Linked DNA regions of Homo sapiens: region 1 is linked to region 2. A link is a loop called in an ENCODE intact Hi-C map of the cell type or tissue named here. Cell type or tissue: B cell. All regions are shown on one strand. Links, peaks and the distances in the headings refer to the core of each region. The heading gives the core; the rest is flanking DNA.

The links. Hi-C counts contacts between places; a loop is a spot of excess contacts. Peaks named below come from ENCODE experiments on the same cell type or tissue, not always from the same donor. Only the 100,000 strongest peaks of a DNase experiment are listed, where the experiment ranks them.
Region 1: it touches region 2 in a loop (19-fold over the local background); 4 of 110 quality-filtered maps call a loop at or near these places.

Annotation. Positions count from the first base shown.
Region 1 is chr2:121,730,813-121,742,232 of GRCh38, reverse strand. NIFK (nucleolar protein interacting with the FHA domain of MKI67) reads left to right here and starts at 5,358. Exons shown (of 7, transcript NM_032390.5): 1 at 5,358-5,487; 2 at 6,483-6,620; 3 at 10,029-10,137; 4 at 11,129-11,340. The coding sequence starts at 5,383. RefSeq lists a silencer at 4,872-5,321 and an enhancer at 5,422-5,471. In B cell, for the core only: no CTCF peak of the experiment used is centred there; DNase peaks (open chromatin) are centred at 3,562, 4,262 and 5,212; H3K4me3 peaks cover 2,223 bases; H3K27ac peaks cover 2,556 bases.
Region 2 is chr2:119,753,679-119,765,098 of GRCh38, reverse strand. PTPN4 (protein tyrosine phosphatase non-receptor type 4) reads right to left here and starts at 5,177. Exons shown (of 27, transcript NM_002830.4): 1 at 4,715-5,177. LOC101927764 (a long non-coding RNA gene) reads left to right here and starts at 5,385. Exons shown (of 4, transcript XR_007087215.1): 1 at 5,385-5,467. RefSeq lists enhancers at 4,321-4,945, 5,216-5,475, 5,192-5,486 and silencers at 4,676-4,975, 5,526-5,635. In B cell, for the core only: no CTCF peak of the experiment used is centred there; a DNase peak (open chromatin) is centred at 5,358; H3K4me3 peaks cover 2,499 bases; H3K27ac peaks cover 1,807 bases.

The DNA.
Region 1 (11,420 bases), core at 1,377-9,376, 2.0 Mb before region 2:
TGCCACAATGAGGACTGCAAGCCCCACAGGACCCAGGACACTCACATCCCTTACTGAAAGGCAGGAAAGGATCCCGTGATGGGGAGGGGATGGGGTGAGTCAGCACAGGGGCCATCAGAGGGAATCCAGGCCCTCTGGGCACCCCACTCTCCACTCTCCCCCACCCTTTCTCGCAGTCCACCAGCCTCCCATGGGACACTGCCAGACTTGGTGTCTAGTCTTGGGGCCGTACATGTTAAACTTCACACAGGGCAGAGCATGGCAGAAATGATGGCCAATCCCAGCAGAAGAGGAAGGAAATTTCCCTCACCGCTTCAGATCACATGGCCCTGAATTCTCTGCAGACTGGCATTTATGGAGGCCACACTGTTGAGGTGGCACAGACAAGGGTTTCTTCCCACTTCTTCCTACAGAGCTGCCCCTTTCAGGCCCATCCCTAGAATCCCTTTGCTGGACTGAATGTGTCCTCCCAAAATTTCTATGTTGAAGCCCTGATCCCCATTCTGATGGTGGGAAGAGATGGGGCCTGTGGGAGGTGATGAGGTCATGAGGTGGAGCCCCATGATGCGATTAGGGACATTATAAGAAGAGATACCGGGGAGCTTGCTTCTCTCTCAGCCATGTGAGGACACTACTGAAGACACTTCGTACAAACCAGGAAGTGGGTCCTCAACAGACACCAACCTCCCAACACCCTGATCATGGACTTCCAGCCTCCAGAACTGTGAGAAGTAAATGTCTGTTTTTATAAGCCACCTGGTCTATGATATTTTTGTTATAGTAACCCGAACATACTAAGAAATCCTGTGACCAAGTAAGGGACGGCTGGGCCGGATATCGGAGTGGCTCATCAGGCAACCCCACAGGGACCAGGCAGAGTGGTGGGGAGGGAGAGGAACACAGGAGGGGGAAGGGAGACAGGGCTGAGCAGTAGGGGGAACCTCAGCCCCACCCCAGAGAGCCCTCTCCCTCCTGGTCTCTCATGTGCCCTGCCTCACCCTGCTGCCTGCCCAGCCCTGCCACCGGCCCTCCTCAATTTCCGTGCTTGGCCCCCAATAGGTGCTCCAGGCCACAGGTGATAAGGGTGGGGTGGCATGGGGGGTGGAGGAGGCCTGGGTGATTCGTGCGGGAAGAGAAGCAGGTGACACACACTGAGGACTCAATAGTCTGCTCGGGGCTGTATGGAAATGCCCAGAGGCATCTTGATTGTTACAATGAGCAGGGGATGAGGGTACAAAAGTAGTGTGCACAGGACGGTCCAGCTCAGTGAAGAACTGTCCCACCCAAAGTGTCAGTAGCTCCCCATCTACATGCAAAATCAGAAGGAAGAATTAAAAACAAACAAACAAACAAAAACATCAAAAGGAAGAAAGGGAAGGAGGAAGGAAGGGAGAGAGGGAGGGAAGGAGGAGAGGGGGCCTGGCATCCATCTGTGAGCATCCCGGAGGTCCTCCAGGACCTGCCCTAACACGCAACGAGAACCCGACATACCAAGACAGGCCCAGGACCGGTGCTGTCCTCAGACCACGCAGCCTGTACAGCAACTGTGTTTTTCCCTGTGGCTGCCAGGATAACTTACCACAAACGGAAAGGCTTAAAACAACAGAAACATATTCTCTCACAATTGTGGATGCTGGTGGCAGCATCACTCCAACTTCTGCTTTGCCCATCACATGGCATTCTGCATATGTGCACGCCCAAAATGCTCTCTTCTCATAGGACACTAGTCACGGTTTACAGCTAACGCAAACCCAACAGGACCTCATCTTTGTTTTGTTTTGTTTTGAGACAGAATCTTGCTCTGTCGCCAGGCTGGAGTACAATGGCACAATCTCGGCTCACTGCAACCTCTGCCTCCCAGGTTCAAGCGGTTCTCCCACCGCAGCCTCCCGAGTAGCTGGGATTACAGGCACATGCCACCACGCTTGGCTAATTTTTGTATTTTTAGTAGAGACAGAGTTTCACCATGTTGGCCAGGCTAGTCTCGAACTCTTGACCTCAAGTGATCTGCCCGCCTCAGCCTCCAAAAGTGCTGGGATTACAGGCGTGAGCCACCGTGCCCGGTCATGACCTCATCTTAATGTGATTCCATCCTCAAAGACTCTCCAAGTACAGTCTCATTCACATGTACCCATGTACCAGCGATTAGGACTTGAACAAATCTTTTGAGGGTGACAGAATACATTCTGTCCCAGAATTCTGACCCAGTAATCAATGCCACAAATCTCTATTCCTGCTTCGGAGTGTGGTCTATGGAGTATCGGCCTCTTCTGGAAGCTTGTTAGGAACACAGAACCTGGGCCACCTCAGACCTACTGAATCAGCACCTGCCTGGTGCAGGCAATCCACATGCTCATTCAAGTTTGAGAAGCCTTGGATCACTACCCCCCTGGGGGGATGTAAGGCAAGACCAGGAACTCATAGAGGTGGAGGTGACTGGGAATACCTGAAAAAGGATTTCCATAGAGAAGTGCTTGCCGTCATTCCTTCCTGTATCCTCATCTCCCCTAAGTAGCTATGAGACATGTCAAGATTCCACCTTCAGGAAGGAGGGGAGTGTTCACACACACACACACACACACACACGCACACACACACGAGGACACGGATGGTACCTTCAGGGAACCAGTGAACTTATCTACATCCTCTGGAATTTGGGGGATACAGGGATTGTACCTGGTTTATACACCAACATCTGTGATGCCAGCCAGGAGGCCTGCCTGGCAGCAATCCCATGGCAGTGACAGACAAAACATGTGGCCCTTCTTAAAGGATCAGGATGATAAAGTCCACTTGGAAAGGCCCTTCCAGGAGGAGCCTCTGGGCACAGAGCTGACCTCGGCTGGCAGGCAGGTAGAGTCATGAGCAGCCAGGTGAGGGACACCTCAAAAGTGTGCTTGGAGACAAGGTGCCAGCAACCTGGCATTTGCAGCCTCTAAAACTCCCTGGCCACGTGGCACCTGCCAGCAAGGAGCCCCTTTCTGCTTTCTCCTCCCTCTCTTCCCTGTCCTAATCCTGGAAAGCCCAAAAACAGAAACTGGGGTGTACAGAGAAAGTGGAGCCAAGAATAAAGACGATGTGGACTGTGCTCCCCTTTGGGGATTTCTCTGCCAGAGACACTGAGCTGGGGAGAGGAGACATTTGATATTAGATTTTGAACGCGTGGAACATGCTTCTATTGACTGACATCTGAGGAGCAATCACAAGTGCGGAGCTCTCCCCAAGATTTCATCCTGGGGGGAGCAAGAACAAGCCCATGGAAAGGGGCAGCCCTGAAAAAGAATCAAATTGCTCTTGCTCGCTCACTCCCGAAAATCCAGCCTACCCATGAAAACACAATGGGAAGACAGCGCTTAACTGGAAGAACTGACTTTGCTACAGGGTCAGGGATGCCCCCTTGGGGGTGACGGTGGCGCTGAGCCGGAGGGTGCAGGGGTGAAGGAGGCGAAGACTGTGAGCGTGGGAGGCACGTCTGTCAGAGGAAGTGGGCTGGCCTCGCTTGGCACTCCCTCCCAGGGCCTCCACCTCAGGCCCACAGGCCACTCTTCGGGCACACACACCCTGGGCCGCCTTCACGGCTTCCAGAACACGGCCGCAGCTATCCCCTGACACCAGCTGTGCTTGATCTGTCGCTCTCGCCTCACCTCCCTGCTTCCTCGGCAATCCACTCCCCACCCTTCCTCTCCACTCAGTTACTCACTAGTATAATAGTATTTGAAAGGTACAAACAGGCCGGGTGCGGTGGCTCACGCCTGTAATCCCAGCACTTTGGGAGGCCGAGGCGGGTAGATCACTTAAGGTCAGGGGTTCTCGACCAGCCTGGCCAAAATGGCGAAACCTCGTTTCTACTAAAAATACAAAAATTAGCCGGGAGTAGTGGTGTGCACCTGTAGTCCCAGCTAGTCGGGAGGCTGAGGAAGGAGAATTGCTTGAACCCAGGAGGCGGAGGTTGCAGTGAGTGAGCCAAAATCGCGCCACTGCACTCCAGCCTGGACGACAGAACGAGACTCCGTCTCAAAAAAAAAAAAAGAAAAGAAAGATGCAAACAGCCACAGCCTCGCTTTAAACCCGCCCATCCCCTCGCATTTACAAAACCCCAGTTTCATACTTTGACACACAGTCATGGGGCTCCAGCCTGCCGCCTCGCAGCTCTTCCCTCCTGTGCTGGGCTCCAACCCCACTGCCGCGTCCTTCTTTCTAGACCTAGGAACACTGTGCAGGCCTGTCCGGTCCAGCGGACGGCAGGCGCTCGGTTCTCCACACCCCGCTCTTTAGCCTTCAGGCCTCGGTGCTAACGCCACCTCCTAAGGGGGACCCTCCGGCGCCACCCAGTGTGCCTCTCCCCCACAAGCCTCTTTGGTCTCTTAAAGCAGCCATGCTGCCCTCAGGCTGTAAGTTCTCCAAGGGCCGCGGACGGACGGGGCCACACAGGAGAGCTCACACACAAGTGAGTGAAAGAATAACCAAATTAGGGCCGGGCGCGGTGGCTCACGCCTGTTATCCCAGTACTTTGGGAGGCTGAGGCGGGTGGATCACCTGAGGTCAGGAGTTCGAGACCAGCCTGGCCAACATGGTGAAACCCCGTTTCTACTAAACATACAAATTAAGCTGGGAGTGGTAACGTACAAATTAAGCTGGGAGTGGTGGCGGGCGCCTGTAATCAGCTACTCGGAAGACTGAGGCAGGAGAATCGCTTGAACCCGGGAGGCGGAAGTTGGAAGTTGCAGTGAGCCGAGATTGCGCCATTGCACTCCAGCCTGGGCAACCAAAGCGAAACTCTGTCTCAAAAAAAAATAATAATAATAATAAGCAAATTGAGGAATGAGAGCAGCATCTCAAGGACACAGGTACTGTTTTGGAATTTATTTTAGACCTTTTTTGAAAGTAGGCGTGAACGTAATTGTTTCAGGCACTCTTAAGCGAAGCCAGCCGGCGCCCCGACAGCCGAGGGTGCGGGAGCTCCCCACGGCCCAGCCCCAGCCCCAGACCCCGCTGCCGCGCCTCGGCACGCCCCTGCGCCCCGCCTCCGCGCCTCGGCGCTACTCACGCCCCGCCCTCCGCTCCTCGTCACGCCCCATGTCGCGCCTCCGCGCGACTCACGCCTCTCCCAGTCTCTCGGCACGACCTCGTGCCCCGCCCTCGCCCCTGGCGCAATTTATGCCCCGCCCCGCGCCTCGCCACACCCCGTGCCCCGCCCCCGCTTCTCCGGGCAACTCCTGCTCCAACCCCGCGCCCGACTCATGGCCCTCCCCGCCCCTCGCCACGCCTCGCCTCGCCTTAGCGCTTCGCCCCGCCCCTGTCCTGCCTCTACTTCCGCCTCGGGGGAGCTGGGAGCCCGACGTTTCCGGGAGCGCCGCGTGGTTAGCGTCGGCGGCTTTTGGCATGGCGACTTTTTCTGGCCCGGCTGGGCCAATCCTGTCGCTTAATCCGCAGGAAGATGTCGAGTTTCAAAAGGAGGTGGCGCAGGTTCGCAAGCGCATAACCCAGGTGAGCAGGCACCCTGGCCCAGGCTGCGAGCGGGGGCGATGGACCGGGTCTAGAGGGTATCTGGGGTTGCACGGTTTCCGGCCCGGGCGCCCCTTGCCTTCGTGCTCGCCTTCATTACCTCCAGGGTCTCCCAAGTGGATTCGACCGAATCAGGGACCGACCTCTTAAGCTTGCAGGCCACGGTTTCCGAGACGAAAGGGTTTACGCTGTTCGGTAAATGATGGAGGGGTTTGGCCGCTGAGGCCCTGGAGCCTTCATGTGGAGGGTAACGGGGAAGTATTGGGGTGACAGAAGCAGTAGAAAGAACCAGCTGGAGGGAATAGGCTCCTATACCACAGGTTATCTCCGGGTTAGAGCTGTCACGCTTCCGCGTTTCCCCCAAAAATGGGAGCCCCAGACTTAACACATTCGGGAAGTTTGTATGCCGGGTTGGTGATCTGGGAGTTATTAAAATAGAGTATTTGCCAGGTTCCACTTGCTGACTAGGGCCCCTGACATCGCTTATACTTTCTGTGGTTTTTAGCATAAAATACACAGGAAAACTTAGAAGTTCCTGTTACAGAGGTAAGGCTATGATGACTGAGACGTTGAAAGGCTAATCTGTACCGTGAGAGTTAACAAGCGTATCGAAAATTTTTCGATGAAGTGCGAGTAAACAGTAATATGCATACCAAATTGAAGCCTACGTTTATGTAGAGTTCTCTGGGCAGAAGATCTAAAATGGCTTGTTCAAAGATGTCCTTGCTTATCCGTTGATTGACATAGTTATTGAGCTCTAATATTATACTGGGTGCTGGGATGCCAGGCTGGAAAGATAGTTGACTACTGCTTGACCATGGCCTTTGTGGGGAGAGAAACACTAAACAGCCAGTTCTTTAATTACTACTGTGGTAAGTGGAAATGCAGAATAGGTTCTTGGGCCGAGGGCTAGGGGTTTTGTTACAATGTGATTTTCTTATTTATATATTTAATTTACCTGGTCTTTACGTCTTTAGCGAAAAAAACAAGAACAACTTACTCCTGGAGTAGTCTATGTGCGCCACCTACCTAACCTACTTGACGAAACCCAGATCTTTTCATATTTCTCCCAGTTTGGCACTGTGACACGGTTCAGGCTGTCCAGAAGTAAAAGGGTAAGATTTTTGCAGTTGGATTTAATGTTTTGTTTTTCAAATGTGTATTATCCTTGACATTAAAGAGCACGTTCACGCATACATTATTGCTTATCAGATTTCATTCCAAAAAGGAGAGTGGAGGAGGTTTAGAATCTGAAACAGCTACAGGAGCAAAATCAGTATTATTGTAAAAGTTTGTTTTTTACATTTCTCCAAATCCTTACATTAAATTGACAGTCCTGGTAAATGAGCTTTAGTATGAGGCCCAGGTTTATACATTTTCTTGTGTTAGCCTTTGGTACAAGCATCCTTATAATAGCAAAGGTTTATATAGTGAATAGTTAAAGGTGAGGACTCTGGAGTTGGACTGCTGAGGTTTGGGGTCAGGCTCTACACCTTACTAGTTAGAGTGATATGACCTTACCATGTTTCAGTGTTGTGATCTGTTAAATATAAGTAAAACTTCCTGGGAGTATTTAGTCAAAGGTTAAATATAAAGTCTTTAGAGGATTGCTTGGTACACAATAAACACTATATAAGTATAATTACTATTTGTGTCATACCTGCCTTCTAATGAGAAAACGCTTTACATAGCTTGTTTCAATAGTGGAGGAGTGACCCACTTTCTTTTCTTTCCCCGCACATAAACTTTAATTGGTTGTAGCCATAGACACCTATTTGATTTAGCATGTGGGGGATAGGGTGCACATCCATCATCTGTTAGTTGTCGTAAAGATAGATTGTAGGTAGAATTGAGGTCCCTTTTGTACCCTTCCCAGTGCTCTTCAACTTCTTTAATTAGGGAATTAAATTCACAAATTCAGTTTTCTTTTTTTTGAGACTGAGGCTTGCACTGTCGCCCGGGCTGGAGTGCAGTGGTACAATCTCAGCTCACTGCAACCTCCGCTTCCCGGGTTCAAGCAATTCTCCTTGCGTCACCTTCCCAAGTAGCTGGGATTACAGGCGCCTGCCACCATGCCTGGCTAATTTTTTGTGTGTTTTACTAGAGACGGGGTTTCACTATGTTGGCCAGGCTGGTCTCGAACTCCTGACCTTGTGATCCTCCCGCCTCGGCCTCCCAAAGTGCTGAGATTACAGGCGTGAGCCAGTGCGCCCGGCCACAAATTCAGTTTTCATTGCTATATATAAGTTTTTACTATATATATATGTACTAGAATACATATGTGTACATATATAAATGTACATATGGTATTATTTTAAAATTATATTACTCTATCATTCTTCAGCTGAATTTTTGTATTCAATAATCTGAGCTTTATCCATGTAACTCTATTGCCTTTGTTATCATCATTGCTCATTACTTAGGTTACTAAAGTTTATCCACCCTCCTATTGAACATTAGGTTTTGTTTTGGGGGGCGATCTCGGCTCACTGCAACCTCTGCCTCCCAGATTCAAGTGATTCTCTTTCCTCACCCTCCTGAGTGGCTGGGATTACAGGTACCGGCCACTGCACCTGGCTAATTTTTGTATTTTTAGTAGAAACAGTGTTTCTACTAAACACTGTTTTGGCCAGGCTGGTCTCAAACTCCTGACCTCAGATGATCCGCCCACCTCGGCCTCCCAAGGTACTGGGATTACAAGCATGAGCGAGCCACTGTGCCCAGCCCGAACATTAGGTTTTTTAATATTTTTAACTCTTTAGATTAAGCTGCTAGGAACAATCTTTGTACAGGTATAGGCAGAATTTTCTAGAAGAGTATTTTGCAGACTTTGGCTCACAATAAGAGGTAAGTTTTTACCATCACAAAGAAGATGAGGGTTTTAAAAAAAGTTTTACAGCACAAACCAGCACACATACATATGCATGTAAGCATAACTGAAATAAAAGCCAAATGAGACAATATTTAAACTTGTTTTGTGTGATGCGCTGATTTTCTATTTCATTCTATTCATTTTTTTTTTGTTTTGTTTTGGTTTTGTTTTGTTTGCGACGGAGTCTCACTCTGTCGCCCGGGCTGGAGTGCAGTGGCACAGTTCCTCAGCTGACTGCGATGTCCGCCTCCCGGATTCAAGTGATTCTCCTGCCCCAGCCTCCCGAGTAGCTGGGATTATAGGTGCCTGCCACCATGCCTGGCTAATTTTTTTTTTTTTTTTAAATGGAGTCTCACTCTGTTGCCCAGGCTGGAGTGCAGTGGCACAGTCTTGGCTCACTGCACCCTCAGCCTCTCGGATTCAAGTGATTCTCCTGCCTCAGCCTCCTGAATAGCTGGGATTATAGGCGTGCACCACCACACCCAGCTAATTTTTGTATTTTTAGTAGAGATGGGGTTTCACCATATTGGTCAGGATGATTTTGAGCTCCCAATCTCAGGTGATCCACCTGCCTCGGCCTCCCAAAGTGTGGGGATTACAGGTGTGAGCCACTGTGCCCGGCCTAATTTTTGTATTTTTAGTAGAGACACGGTTTCACCATTTTGGCCAGGCTGGTCTCGAACTCCTGACCTCAGGTGATCCACCCACCTCGGCCTCCTGGAGTGCTGGGATTACAGGCATGAGCCACCCCTCTTGGCCTAGTTTTTCTTTTTTGAGATGGAGTCTTATTCTGTTGCCCAGGCTGGAGTGCAGTGGCGCGATCTCAGCTCACTACAACCTCTGCCTCTCAGGTTCAAGTGATTCTTCTGGCTCAGCCTCCTGAGTAGCTGGGATTACAGGTACATGTCACCATGCCCAGCTAATTTTTTGTATTTTTAGTAGAGATGGGGTTTCACCATGTTGGCCAGGCTGGTCTCAAACCCCTGACCTTGAGATCCACCCTCCTTGGCCTCCCAAAGTGAATATTTTATATTTTTAGTAGAGATGGGGTTTCACCGTGTTGACCAGGCTGGTCTTGAACTCCTCACCTCAGATGATCCACCCTCGGCCTCCCAAAGTGCTGAGATTGCAGGGGTGAGCCACCGCGCCTGGCCTTCCCCTCTCTTTTGAGTGTTGGGATTATAAATGGATTTTGAGGGATTTAAATTTTTCCCAGAATCCACCTGTTGAAGATAATTAAGCTGAGACTCAGTTGTGGAAGTGTCCAAGTTGCTTGTTACTGACACAACTGGTGCTGGAAATGAGCCTCCTGATTCCCACTGTTAAGCCATGTGACTTTTAAGTTGAAGACTTTTTTAATATCACGGAGTGTTGTTACTGAATAAATTCCAGCCATAGGAATTGTGTATTTATCATATGTAACCAAAATCCCAAGAATACCAGAAAATCAGCTGTGTGTTCAGACTCGTGCATCTTTTCTTTTTCCCATAACAGTCCCCGGAATATGTGAATTGAAGTTAGAATTAAGCGTGTCGTACGTAATATTTGATAAGGGGCTAATATACATTATTTAAAATAATGGCATTTTAGGAATTTGATGACGCATTCAAATTTAATTGTTCTACTTTTTGTGGCGGTTTCTCTGTTGCAGACTGGAAATAGCAAAGGCTATGCATTTGTGGAGTTTGAGTCTGAGGATGTTGCCAAAATAGTTGCTGAAACAATGAACAACTACCTGTTTGGTGAAAGACTCTTGGAGTGTAAGTGCTCCTGTCTTACCGCAGGGTTGCCTGGGTGCCTGCTGTTGGTGGGTGACTGTGGTGGGAAGGGCGGCTTGCCTAGCTGCTTGGACATGCCACTTCATCTCTGGGATGAGTCTTACAGAATGGTGCAAGGATTTCAGTGTATGTTGCAGGCAGATTCTAATTGGAATTTTAAAATCTAGCCTGAGAGCTGTTTTTACCCTAAATGGAACTGGACAAGTTACCTTGGGGACACATGGGAGGAGCAGCTAACCCATCCTTATGGGCTGTGAAAGGCTTCTCTAAGGAAGTATAGTTGACATTGAAACCTGAAGACTAAACAGGAGTGAGCCAGGTGAAGGGGACAGGAGTGAAGACAGACCATTCCTGGCTGAGGGACAGTGAATGCCAAACCAATGATGCCTAACCATTCAGCTGTGAGAGAATGTGAGGAAAAGTAGCAAGAGATGAAGGAGCAAGAAGAGGCTTCAGGTCAGGTTACTGAAGGCCTTCTAAGTCAGCGAGTTCCGAATTTATCCTGAGGGCAGTGGGGATAGCATCAAAGGTCAGGAATCGCGTTGCAAAATCTGTCTAAATGGCAATGGCTGTAGCTCTTCCACACGAGAGAAGCCAGAGGGAGTGGAGGAGTGACGCACCAGATGAGTAATTTATCCTGCAGAAAGAAGCCAGTGAAGCCCCCTACCCTGCAGTCCATAGGGTGCAGAGAGCATCCCTGTCCAGATCCTGCTGCCCTTGGGAGGCAAAGCGAAGTTTCTGGCTTCCCTGTGCCCATGGTGGCATGTGGCCGTCTTAGGTACCCAAGTTCACAGCTGACAAGGCTGCCCAGGTCTTGTCTCTCTATTCACTTCGCATTGCTGTGAGAGAAGCTGGGATTACAGGTGTGAGCCACTGTACCCAGCCATATCATTTTGTTGTGTGAGGAATGGCACTGCGGAGATTCTAAAGTTAACATTAAAATACCTTTATGTTTTTTTCTTTTTGAAAATAGGTCATTTTATGCCACCTGAAAAAGTACATAAAGAACTCTTTAAAGACTGGAATATTCCATTTAAGCAGCCATCATATCCATCAGTGAAACGGTATAATCGGAATCGGACACTAACACAAAAGCTACGGATGGAGGAGCGATTTAAAAAGAAAGAAAGATTACTCAGGAAGAAATTAGCTAAAAAAGGAATTGACTATGATTTTCCTTCTTTGGTAAATATTCGTGAAATCTTTTTTGTGGTTTGTTGTGGGGAGGGGAGGGGGCAGCTTTGTACCTTGTAAAGTACCTAGCC
Region 2 (11,420 bases), core at 1,723-9,722:
AAATGAGACACTTTGCCCAAGGCTTTTGACGCTAGATTCCACACCAGATTTGACTCCTGACTCAGAAATCAGACAGTTTGCCCGAGGTTTTTGACGCTAGATTCCACACCAGATTTGACTCCAAAGTCTGTGATCTTTCCCCTACATTGCACAGCCTCCACCATACAATGTTCCCATTATATTCCTCTCAAAATTCTCTCTACCACACAACTTTATTTTTTAAATATGAACAATTACCTGGAAAGAAACAAAAAATAGCTATTATGGTGGTGATCAAGGGTAAACGTTGTTACAGTATTTATCCTTTTTAAAAATTAGCAACTTTTAAAAGTAGCATTGTTGAAAAATGAACTAAATTCATAAGACAATACAAAAGACGCTATTCCTATTTTAATTTTTTTAACCTAAGAAAATTAAGGAAACAGAGTAGGTAACATAAAAACTTAAGAAAAAAAAAAAGCTTAAGAAGATATTAAACTATATCTAAACAAGCATATATTAACCTTAGGGTACTTATTACCAGGATTCATTAACTGATCCTTGTGAGTGGATTAAGCAGCATTCTTCCAGAAACAGGTGAATTTTGAAAAAGGTTTAAAGAGGAGGCACATGAATTGGAGACAGAGATGTTTAAATTATGGAAACGAGGACAAAGGAAAAAACAAGACTATTTTCTTTTTAAGCACGAATGAGAAACAAGGTTAATGAGATGAAGTTGGTAGAAAGTCTTCAAGGTCAAGCAGGTAAATTTGGGATTAATTTGATAAGCACCGGGGAACTCCTATATATTTTTAAACGGGAAGGTGGCATGTTAAAATATGGCCTTTAAAGATTCAAACTTTGTTCCATCATAAAGTACTGCCTTGAGTTACACAATGTTTTTGCCGAACAGTTGGGGAGGTGGGGAATAATCCACTATCCTTTATGTGTGCTTTATACATACGCTTCTCAAAAAGAGAAACTGACTAAACAGAAATCTTTAGGTAATGGGTGAGCATATTGGGGAGGGGATCCTTTCAGACATAATGCTTGTGAATATTGAATGCTACTGTATGTTTTAATAACAGTCACAGAACTTCAGGCAAGAAGGAACCTTGGAGATAATCTCTTAGTGGCGACCCCTTCATTTTCACACCAGATTAGACTGAAGCCCAGAACTAAACAACTTGCCCAATGCCATGCATAAACCAGTGGAAGATTAAATACTACAACTCAGATTTTCTAAGCAGTCAGACCTAAAGCTATGCTCTCCAATACTATAGCTACTAGCCACATCTGGCTATAAATTTAAATTGATTTAAATTAAATACAATTTTAAATTGAGTTTCTCAGACACACTCGTCACATTTTAAGTGCTCCATAGCCACACATGATTAATGGCTACCATAACTAACAGTGCAAAAAATATTTCTATGATATTTGTCAATTATACTTCAATAAAGTTGAAGGAAAAAAGAATATTTCCATCATTGCAGAAAGTTTAATTGGACAGAACCGATCTAAAGAATAAGTTTTAGAGAATTCCACTTACTAGAAGTATGAGCCTAGACAAGTTATTTCATTTCCCTTAGCTTCTATTTGGCAGGGAGAGGACAGGGGATTAATAATACCTACCTCATAAAGCATACTTGGTGAGTGGGACAACATGAAAAGCCCCTTATACAGGATCTGACACTTAACAGACAATAAATATTAACACTCTTCCCCTCTGGGTCCTTTTTTCTTTCTACTACTCTATATAACCTCCTTGTTAAAAAATACAAACACAATAACCAACCCAAATTGATATTTTCCTCATGATAGTCTATACGATGTAATTTTCATTTTGTTCTTACTAATTAATTCAAATACTTGCATCTCTCTTCCAAAGTTTCTACTTAAGAATAATGAAATGAAGAATGAATGTGAGGGAAGATATCTCTAATGAAATGAAAGAGTCTAATAAATTTCCCCTCCTCTTTTTCCCCATTCATGCAAAAGATAAGAAATTATGCTGTTCCTAGACAATGGTACTTTCATATCAATAAAGAAGATTCTACGGTATTTCTACATTATATCCTATCTCATCATCTATACTACTCATTAAATATTAAATGAAGAGATAACACCTCCTTCCTACAGTGCTTTCCTGGCAAACAATAAAAAGGATTTTCAGAATGCTAAGCCAAACTTCAAGGCTTCACAGCTTATTCTAGTAAACTGGCAAATTTAACAAATCTGGATTATAGTACATAAAAAACTTCATAACATGCAATAACCCAGGAAAACAACAAAATTCAACTCAGTTAGTAAACTTCTACCAATAACTAAATTTTACATAGGAGCAACAATTCATATTTAGCCACAATAACCATTCCTAGGGAGTTGATCAATTTTGCATTCTAACTAAGAATTTAGGCAAAACTTTAAAACATTTGCCCCTAAACATACACCAAACAAGATTTCCACGTTTCTGGAAAACTTTTCTTGTTTAAAAGTGGCCATATTAACTCTCAAGCGGGGGGCAGAAGTACTCTCAATAACAAACCTCCTTGCAATTTTCTGCTAGTCTCTTACTTTGCTCCTTAAAGACAACTTACTAAAAACCATGATCACTGATCCCGCTTTTAGAGTTTGTAAGTCATAAATAAATACTAAACAGATAACAATGGATACTGTACTGTACACCTCAATTATGTTTAACAGACAAAACTATTTTAAAAATACAAATCACAGTTTAATAACAACCTAACGAAGTCATACAAGTTAAAAAAAAAAGCTGAAAAGTTTTTATTACCATCTCACGTAAATTGTATTACTATCCCACTTTATTATACTTTTTTTTTAAAGTTAGGCATCTATGCTCAAACTGATTAAATCGAGTATGAGAGATCTATACTTTTTTTAAAAGTCCTTCAACAATAATGAAGTGTACACTGGTCACAGAATAGTTCAAATGAAATTTCCTGAGGCTGCATTCTAAGTACATCCGACCCAGAAAGTATTTTTAGCAAGTACGTTCAATCAATGCTGGTTTTATGCCTAGCCTAAATTAGAAATTGGGTGTTATAAATTTAAAGTAACAATGTTACTAGGGACATTTTAAAAGATATTTAATTAGAACATAAGAAAAAAACACAAGTTTGACTCAATTCAATACCTACAGCTCTGAAGCTAAGATGTTAGAAAATGGGCAGTAAGAAAAATCACATCCTCGTCTATTACTACTTTTGAGGAACTCGTGATTTTCTAACTTAATAAACATGGACCTACTCAATTAATATTTTTAAAAACTACAAAATAGTGGTGCCTCCTTGGATTTTAAAAACCTCTTGCCAAATTTTTAAAACAGACTGGCAACATGACAAACATTCCCATGTACAAAATAGACTGTTTCTCTTATAAATCACTGAAGATTATGATACTATGGGACCGTGCGTGTTTCAATGCAAAATGTAACAAAGATATGTGTACCATAAAAAATGCGAAGAGACATAAAAATTGCTTTTGTGGTAATTGGAGCATAAATTTATTCTAACAAAAAAACAGTGATGTCCACAAAATGATCACACTTACGAGCTAGTGAAGAGGTTCTGTAGAATACACAAACTTCTGCTTACGAGTTTTTTCTTTAAAAGAAAGCTGAATTTATATTAGTCAAATTCAAGATTTAGATGATATACCTAGCTCTATTCCATTAAGCACAGTTTAGGCTCTGAACAATCCTTTATTTTAAGGCCATCTCCTTCCCCCTTAAAATTGAAAAAAAATTTTTTTCCTCTGGCACGTTAAAGTTCAGAAAACCAAGATTTAAAAATGCCCTGGCTTTTACTGTTCCAGTCTTCTTTCTACTCTAATTGTCTTTTGCAAGTCGGACACATTGGCCTTTTATCTTTCTCCATAAATATGTTTTAAATGTGACCAATCAGCTGTACTGTTTCAACTGGGCCCAAGATCTGGACACAGAAACTTAGTATTACTGAAACCTCTTATTCGAAAAGCAGCTGGCATATTGCAGATGCATAACAAGTTATCCTAGAACAGGCGTTTTGAAAAATCCTACAAATCGTCCTTGTACATACTGATGTCACTACATGATGCAAGCCCAGACATAAAATCTTCCACCCTAAGTTTTGCAGAAACATCCACACATCACCTGTGCAACTGTAAGCTGTTCCATTTTATGGAAACCCTGCGAAATGCATCACTGTTTACCCACATCTCAACTTTTTTTTTTTTTTTTTTTTTGGCTCAACTACAGATTCCCAAATACAGGTATATACTGGTAGAATCATAACAGGCTTAAAACTTCAATGGTAGGAATAGTTGGCTCATGCAGCGTGCAAGAAGCGCTCATATGAGCCAAAAAAAAAAAAAAAAAAAAAAGGAATTCTACCAGCAATGGAAAACTCAAGATTCCAAAGCTTTACCTAGAGTTTAGGTACTGGGAACATTCCATCTCCGCACCTATTCCATCCCTTGGCCCTTCGCTGACCCATAACAGAGATTCCAACTATAACCCCCGCAAAAGCAGAGGTCCCAGGAAGAAAGGAAAGAAAGCGTTTTTTTGTTTGTTTGTTTGTTTGTTTTTGTCCTTTTTTCCTTCCTTTCAAATCATCCTCGTACCTCCGGCTTGCCCCACCTGGCTCACCTCCCAGGAGCCACACATGCAGGTAAGAGCCTCCCGTTCAACGTGCAGGGCCGAGAGGCCGGCGGGGACCGGAGAACCTCTTACCTTCGTATATCACAGCCGCGTCCTCTCGGCTGGAGAAAAAAAGCCTCGAGGCCCCGGCGCGCAGAGGAGAAGCGCGTCCTCCGTGCCGCTCCGGGGGGCTACCTCAGCGCCCCCCGAGCAGCCGCCGCCGCAGCGGTCGCGCCACGACCCGGAGCCGCCAGCACCACCTCATGCTGCTGGGCAGCCGCGGGCCGGCGCCGCTGGGGAGGTGGCAGGGAGGCGGGCAGCCGGCGACCTCTCCTACCTCCCTGCAGGGATGAGATAATCCACACCCCCAAAAGTGCGTGGGGGAGGGGGCCTGGCCCCAATCCTCCGACCCCGCGGCCAAAGCCAAGTCTCTTTCCTCTCCCGCTCAGGCCCAATTCCGGCCCCTGGGACCCAGGAGTCCTGAGAGAACAATGTTGGTGGTGGGGCGCGAGGAGCGGAAAAGCGCACTGCGCGGCGTGAGCTGGCGGGTAATCCTGGGCAGCGTTTGTGTGTGAGAGTGCAAGAGGAGCTCAGTCACCCCCCTCCTTCTCCACCTCCTCTTCCTCCCCCTCCTCCTCCTCTATCTCTTCCTCCTCCCTCAAGCACACCCCCTCTCCTAGGCCGCAGCATAGCAACCGAACATGGCGGCTGCGCAGGCGCCGCCAGTCAGTGGCCAGGAGCGGCGGCGGCAGCAACAGGAGGCGATCTCGCGAGAGGCGAGGCCAAAACCCTGCCTCGCTAGCGCAGGGAGAAGTCGCACCAGTCGGAGCGCAGAGGGACACGCAGGTGCGAGAGAGAGCGGCCTAGGAGGATTGGGAGGGCGGATTGGAGGGGGGAGGCGGAGCGCTGTGGCCCCCGCCCCGCAGCCGCGTCGCGATTGGTTGTTTGGACTGCGACCCCTGCTGCACCCACTGACCGCAGGGACCGGATAGTGGGCAAGAAGCGTGTGTTAAAAGGGAAAACCAGACCAGTTGGCAGCAGGTCGCCCCAACCTCAGTGCTCCTGGAGGATATAGGTTTTGGGGGGCAGTTTTGAATCATTTCCTCTCCTAAACGTAGGCTCCAAAACAAAGCCTCAGCAACCAACCTGCGTTTATAAAACAAACGTTCGGGGGCTCCTTCTGTGTGCCTGGAACGGTGTGCTTTTTAAAATTTAATTCCTTCTAATAACATGAATTTGGTGTTATCACGCCAGGGTTTTTAGCCAGGTGCATTATAATATTTTATTGGTGATACAAACTTATTGGTAATACCACAGTTGCCTACTGGCGAATGATCTCAGCTGAAATGGAGGAAGAAGGGATTTGGGGACCGCCACACTTCCTTTTTGCCCAATTTTTGTTAGTGCCCTTTTCTGTCGCCAGGCGCCTTCTTTGTCCTTCCTTGCTCTTAGCTTGAGCATCCTATCAGAGCCTACCTTTATAAAGACGATCTTTCAAAAACCACTTTCCCAAGCCGACAAAATGACTACAAATCAGGGGAATGTGAACAAATCTGGAAAAGACAGAAATTTCTATTGACTCTCTTCTCCCTCACACCTGTTAGTTTTTCCATTTGAAAAAGGCAACTTGTCAATCCATGTTTCCAGCTTTACTTCCTTCACTTGCTTTTCTTCCCAGATCTCTGTTGTAGCCAGTGCTCATTCATTCCTCCCTAAATATGCATTCCTGCCTCTGACTCTCCATTTTGTCTTTGATCATGCCATTCCCTCTGCTAAAATGCTCTTCACCTCATTGTCATCTGTCAACATCCAGTCATCCTCCAACCAAAGATCATATGAGACTTCCACCAGAAATTGAATGTTTCATATAAATAGAATCATACAATATGTAATTTTTGTTTAGAGGCAAGGTCTCGCTATGTTGTCAGGCTGGTCTCCAACTCCTGGGCTCAAGAGATCATCTTACCTTAACCTTCGGAGTAGCTGGGATTACACATGTGAGCCACATGGCTTACATGTAGTCTTGTGTCTGGTGTTAAGCAAGACACAAAAGTTCCTGAGTGGAACTTCCCCTGCAAGTCACCAGGATGGACCCTTTGAAGTTACCAATACTCACCATTATTCCTTGAAAAATCTGAGTTCACCTTAAATCTACCTGCCTGCAACCCTGGAAAGAGAAGAAGCAATTATTGTCCTTAAAAAAAAGAGAGAGAGAGCTTTAGACTGTGCCCCAGGCTCACATGGGCCCACTGAAAATTGAATTGGGAAATAATAAATTAGTATATCTCACACTTTAATATACATGCTGATCACCTGGAGTTCTTATTAAATGGCATGGTCTAATCCATTAGGTCTAGAGTGGGCCCTGAAATTCTGCATTTCTTTCTTTTTTTTTTTTTTTCAATAGAGACAGGCTCTCACTGTGTTGCCCAGGCTGATCTTGAACCCTCCTGACCTCAAGCAATCTTCCTGCCTTGGCCTCCCAAAGTGCTAGGATCACAGGAGTGAGCCACTGCACCTGGCCTAGAGACTCTTTCTAACAAGCTCCCTGGCTTTTGGACCACCCTGGAGTAGCAGGGGTGTAGACTACTGTTCCTTAAACTGGAGTCTAAGAAAAAATATATGCAAATTATCTATAAAATATGTAAATATTTTGCTCTTACTTAAATTATGTTCTTTTAAAAGTTAATATATTCTAGTCACTATATTGGATCATTTGATGACCACCTTGTAACGAAACCCTGCACTTGATTTTGTATTTGGCACCAACCACAAATTTAATTTTCTGGGGCTAATGGGAAAAGAATAGAATACTTCTTGTGGAAAGGACAGCATTCTGGCTAAGTGAAGGTCATACGTCCTTTACGGCACACTGCACAGAAGTTTAACAGAAATTCAAATAGAGAAGAATGTTGAGATAATTAAGTCAATTATAAGCATGCCAAACAAAAAAGTACATACCATAGCAGTGAGTTCCATATTCTCATATCAAAGGACAATTTAATTTCAGCAAAACAACAAATATAATTCACCACACATTACATACATCATATTAATTGAATTTTTTAAATTTGTGAATTTAATTTCTAAAATTGTTTTAGTTTTATAGACGTGAGCTATAAGAATAAGAAATTATTACCTAAAGTTTATGTATAATTAAGAGACATAATTAAAATGACTTAACAGTTGGAAGTTAGCAAGAATTTTTTTTTTCATTCAAAAGTGGCCTCAAACATTACTGGATATTGGCAGACACTGCTATTGACTGTTTTTTTTTCCTTGTCTGCAGTCTGCCCTTGACTGTGCTTTGGGAGAGTAAGAGCAAAGGTTGTATCCACACTTGGAGGATGTTGGCAGGCGAGGACTGGCCGTTTTGCACTGTGTGGTCAATGGTAGGACCTCTCTTAACCCTGGGTAGCTACAGCCAGAAGGGAACAAGCATTTGTTCTTGCCTGTATGGGCCTTGGCAGTGACCCCAGGCAGCAGCCGTGAAGAAGAAACTTTGACTAGGCACTGTGGCTGACTCACCAGCCACCCACTATCAGTAACTGGAGAGGACTTCTTTGGAAGAAATGAGTAACCGTAGGATCACTGGGGATACCTAGGGAGAAGAACCTCAACAGAAGGTTGGACTCTACTCGCTAGGTAGAGCTCAGAGTGGTATGAATTTTAACTTCAAAAAAGCACATGACTTAAACTGACTTGATTTTGTTGCCTACGCTGGTGAGGTGGGACATACAAAGGTATACAGGCTTTCAGTGAAATGTGAGTCCTATCTAACCTGGTCCCCAACAGGAGACCTTGGTTAGGTACCTGTCTGCCTTAGCTAGTCAGTTAAGGGAGAATTTCATCTTTTTACCTGCCTGGAATCTTCATGCATAACTTAAAAGCAAAAGCAAGCAAATTTAAATAATTTAAACCTTTAAAGAGGTGTCACACATGTTTCCAATAAGTTCAGGATTCTGTGACTTGGGCTTCCTTTAATCACAGAGCTGTGTTAAATATACTTAAAAAAATTCAAAATCCTATACCATATACCTCTGAGGCAGCTGGCCCAGATTTGTCACCATGTGAGCATGGCTCTCCCTCTTCATTTTCAGCAATTCTTTCCTTTTTTTCCTTTCTTGCTGAATAGCAGCAGAAGACCCATTAGCAATCCTGATATCAGGAACTCTACAAAAAAGTGTAAAATTTTAAAAATCTAAGACTTCTTCCTACTGTCAGTCCCACTCCCAAAAGATAGGCACTATTGACAGTTCTTGTGTACACTTCCAGAATTTTCTCTGAATATATAAGCTAAACCTACATCTCTTTTCCCCACACACAAGGGATCATACCATATTTCACTTACAAATGTGTGTGGAAATCATTCCTTAACAAAACATGTAGATACATGTCATCTAAGGGCTGAGCCATAATATATTTAACTTTCTCTAATTAATGGGCATCAGGCTGTTTCTAGTACTTTGCTGTTACAAATAATGCTCTAAAGAACATTTTCATCATAAAGCTTTGTACACATAATGAAGCATTTCTTTAAGACAAATTCGTGGAAATGCAATTGCTGGGTTGAAGTGTATGGCCATGTTTAACTTTGATAAATGCTGCCAAATTGACTACTGATTGCCTCACTGTGTGAGAGTTATTACTGCTATAATCCACCTCTTCCTTATCATTCTGGGTTTTGTATTTTTCACATTAAAAAAATCCCACATTTTCTTCTAGTACTTTTAGTTGTGTTTTTAAAATACTTAAAAATCCATGATCCTGATCTCAGGATTGCTAATGGGTCTTCTGCTGCTATCTGGGAAATAATTTTGGTGTAAGGGGATAGAGATGTAGCTTTTTTTTTTTTTTTAAATAACTATCCAGTTGTCCTAATACCACCTTATGGAATAAACACACACCCACACACATACACGCACACACACACACACACCAAATTGCTTTCATCAGATATGAAATTCTCGAAGTTTTTGTTGGATCTAGACTGTTTTTTTTACTTTATGCCATTGAACTATTTATTTACTCCATCTCTATTTTCATTTCTTGTTGCTGCTGTAACAAATTACCATAAATTTGGCCACACGTGGTGGCTCATGCCTGTAATCCCAGCACTTTAGGAGGCCGAGGCGGGTGGATCACTTGAGGTCAGGAGTTCGAGACCAGCCTGGCCAACATGGTGGCCAGTTATAGTATAGGTGGGGTTCCATCTATACTAAAAAAATACAAAAAATTAGCCAGACGTGGTGACACACACCTGTAGTCCCAGCTACTCGGGATGCTGAGACAGGAGATTCACTTAAACCTGGGAGGCAGAGGTTGCTGTGAGCTGAGATCACACCACTGGACTCCGCCTGGGTGACAGAGTGAGACTCCGTCTCAAAAAAAAAAAAAAAAAACAAACTCCCAAAAAACAAGAAAATTACCATAACTTTAGTGGCTTAAAAGAGCACAAATTTATTATCTTACAGTTCTGGACATCAAAAGTCCAAAACAGGTTGCCAAGCTGTGTTCCTTGAGGAGGCAGGCTCTAGGGGAGAATCTGTTTCCATGCCTTTTCCAGCTCCTGGAAGCCACCTGCATTCTTTGGCTCATGGCTCCTTCCACCATCTTCAAACCTAGTAGCATGGCATCAAGTCTCTCTCTCATCATCTTTTCTGCCTTTTTTTCTCCCTCTTGCCTCCCTTTTATAAGGATCTTTGTGATTGCATTGTGTCTACTCATATAATCCAGGATAATATCCACATCTCAAAATCTTTAACTTAACCACATCTGCAAAATCCCTTTTACCATGCAAGCTAACATTCACAGGTTCTATGGATTAGGGATCTTTGGAGGCCATTATTCTGTTGCTGTGGTCTCTAATCCCAGGCTCTTTTACTATTGGAATTTATAATGAGTTTTAATATCTGAAAGAGTTCATTGCTGCTTATGACTTCTTTTTCCAAGATGAACATATTTTTAATTATGTGAATTTAAAATATGTGAGTCCTTGATTGTGACTGAAATAATAAATTACATTGACAGCATATATAGTGTACCTAGTATAGCTGGTATAGATTATCTGAAAAAAATTATCCATTATAATTGCGTATATAGAATGTAATGTGTATATAGAAATGTGTTCTTAGGACACTGATTATACATATTATAAACCACTTAATCTGTATCTATTTCTTCTTAATGTAAACATTAATGCAAATTAGTCCTCATAATTTTCATTCATTTAAAAAAATATATTGCTCATTTACTATTTGCTAGGCACAAGAGGTTACCATTGCCCTCTAGTCAAGTATTTTTTATTCTTAGGATTGTGACTTATTAGTGGATTGTGAAATCAATTTGGTGGATCATGACTAGCATTTTGAAAAAAAAAAGGAACTGGAATAGACTAGAAAATATCAGAGTGTATCACACAACATGAAGATAAGCATTGTACTGTGAAACTTTAACTTTGGTTATGTGTTTGAGCATTTGTGTGAATATAAATTGCAATATAAAATCTCTTTCTTACTTGGATGTGGCGGCCAAAAAAGTTTGAGAGCTTCTGGTCTGAAGGGAGAACTAATAAATAAATAAACAACACAAATTAGAATGAAGAGTGCTTTCATAGATTAAACTGTAAACTCCGTGAGGACAGAACCAAGGCTATTTTCACTCATCATGATTCCACCGCAGCTTAAACTAATGTGTCGTAGAACATCAGCCCTCAGTTACTGTTCTTGAATAGATGCATGAATGGTGTGGCCCTAGAGTACTACGGAAAGCCATGGAAGGAGATCAAACAACCAGCATG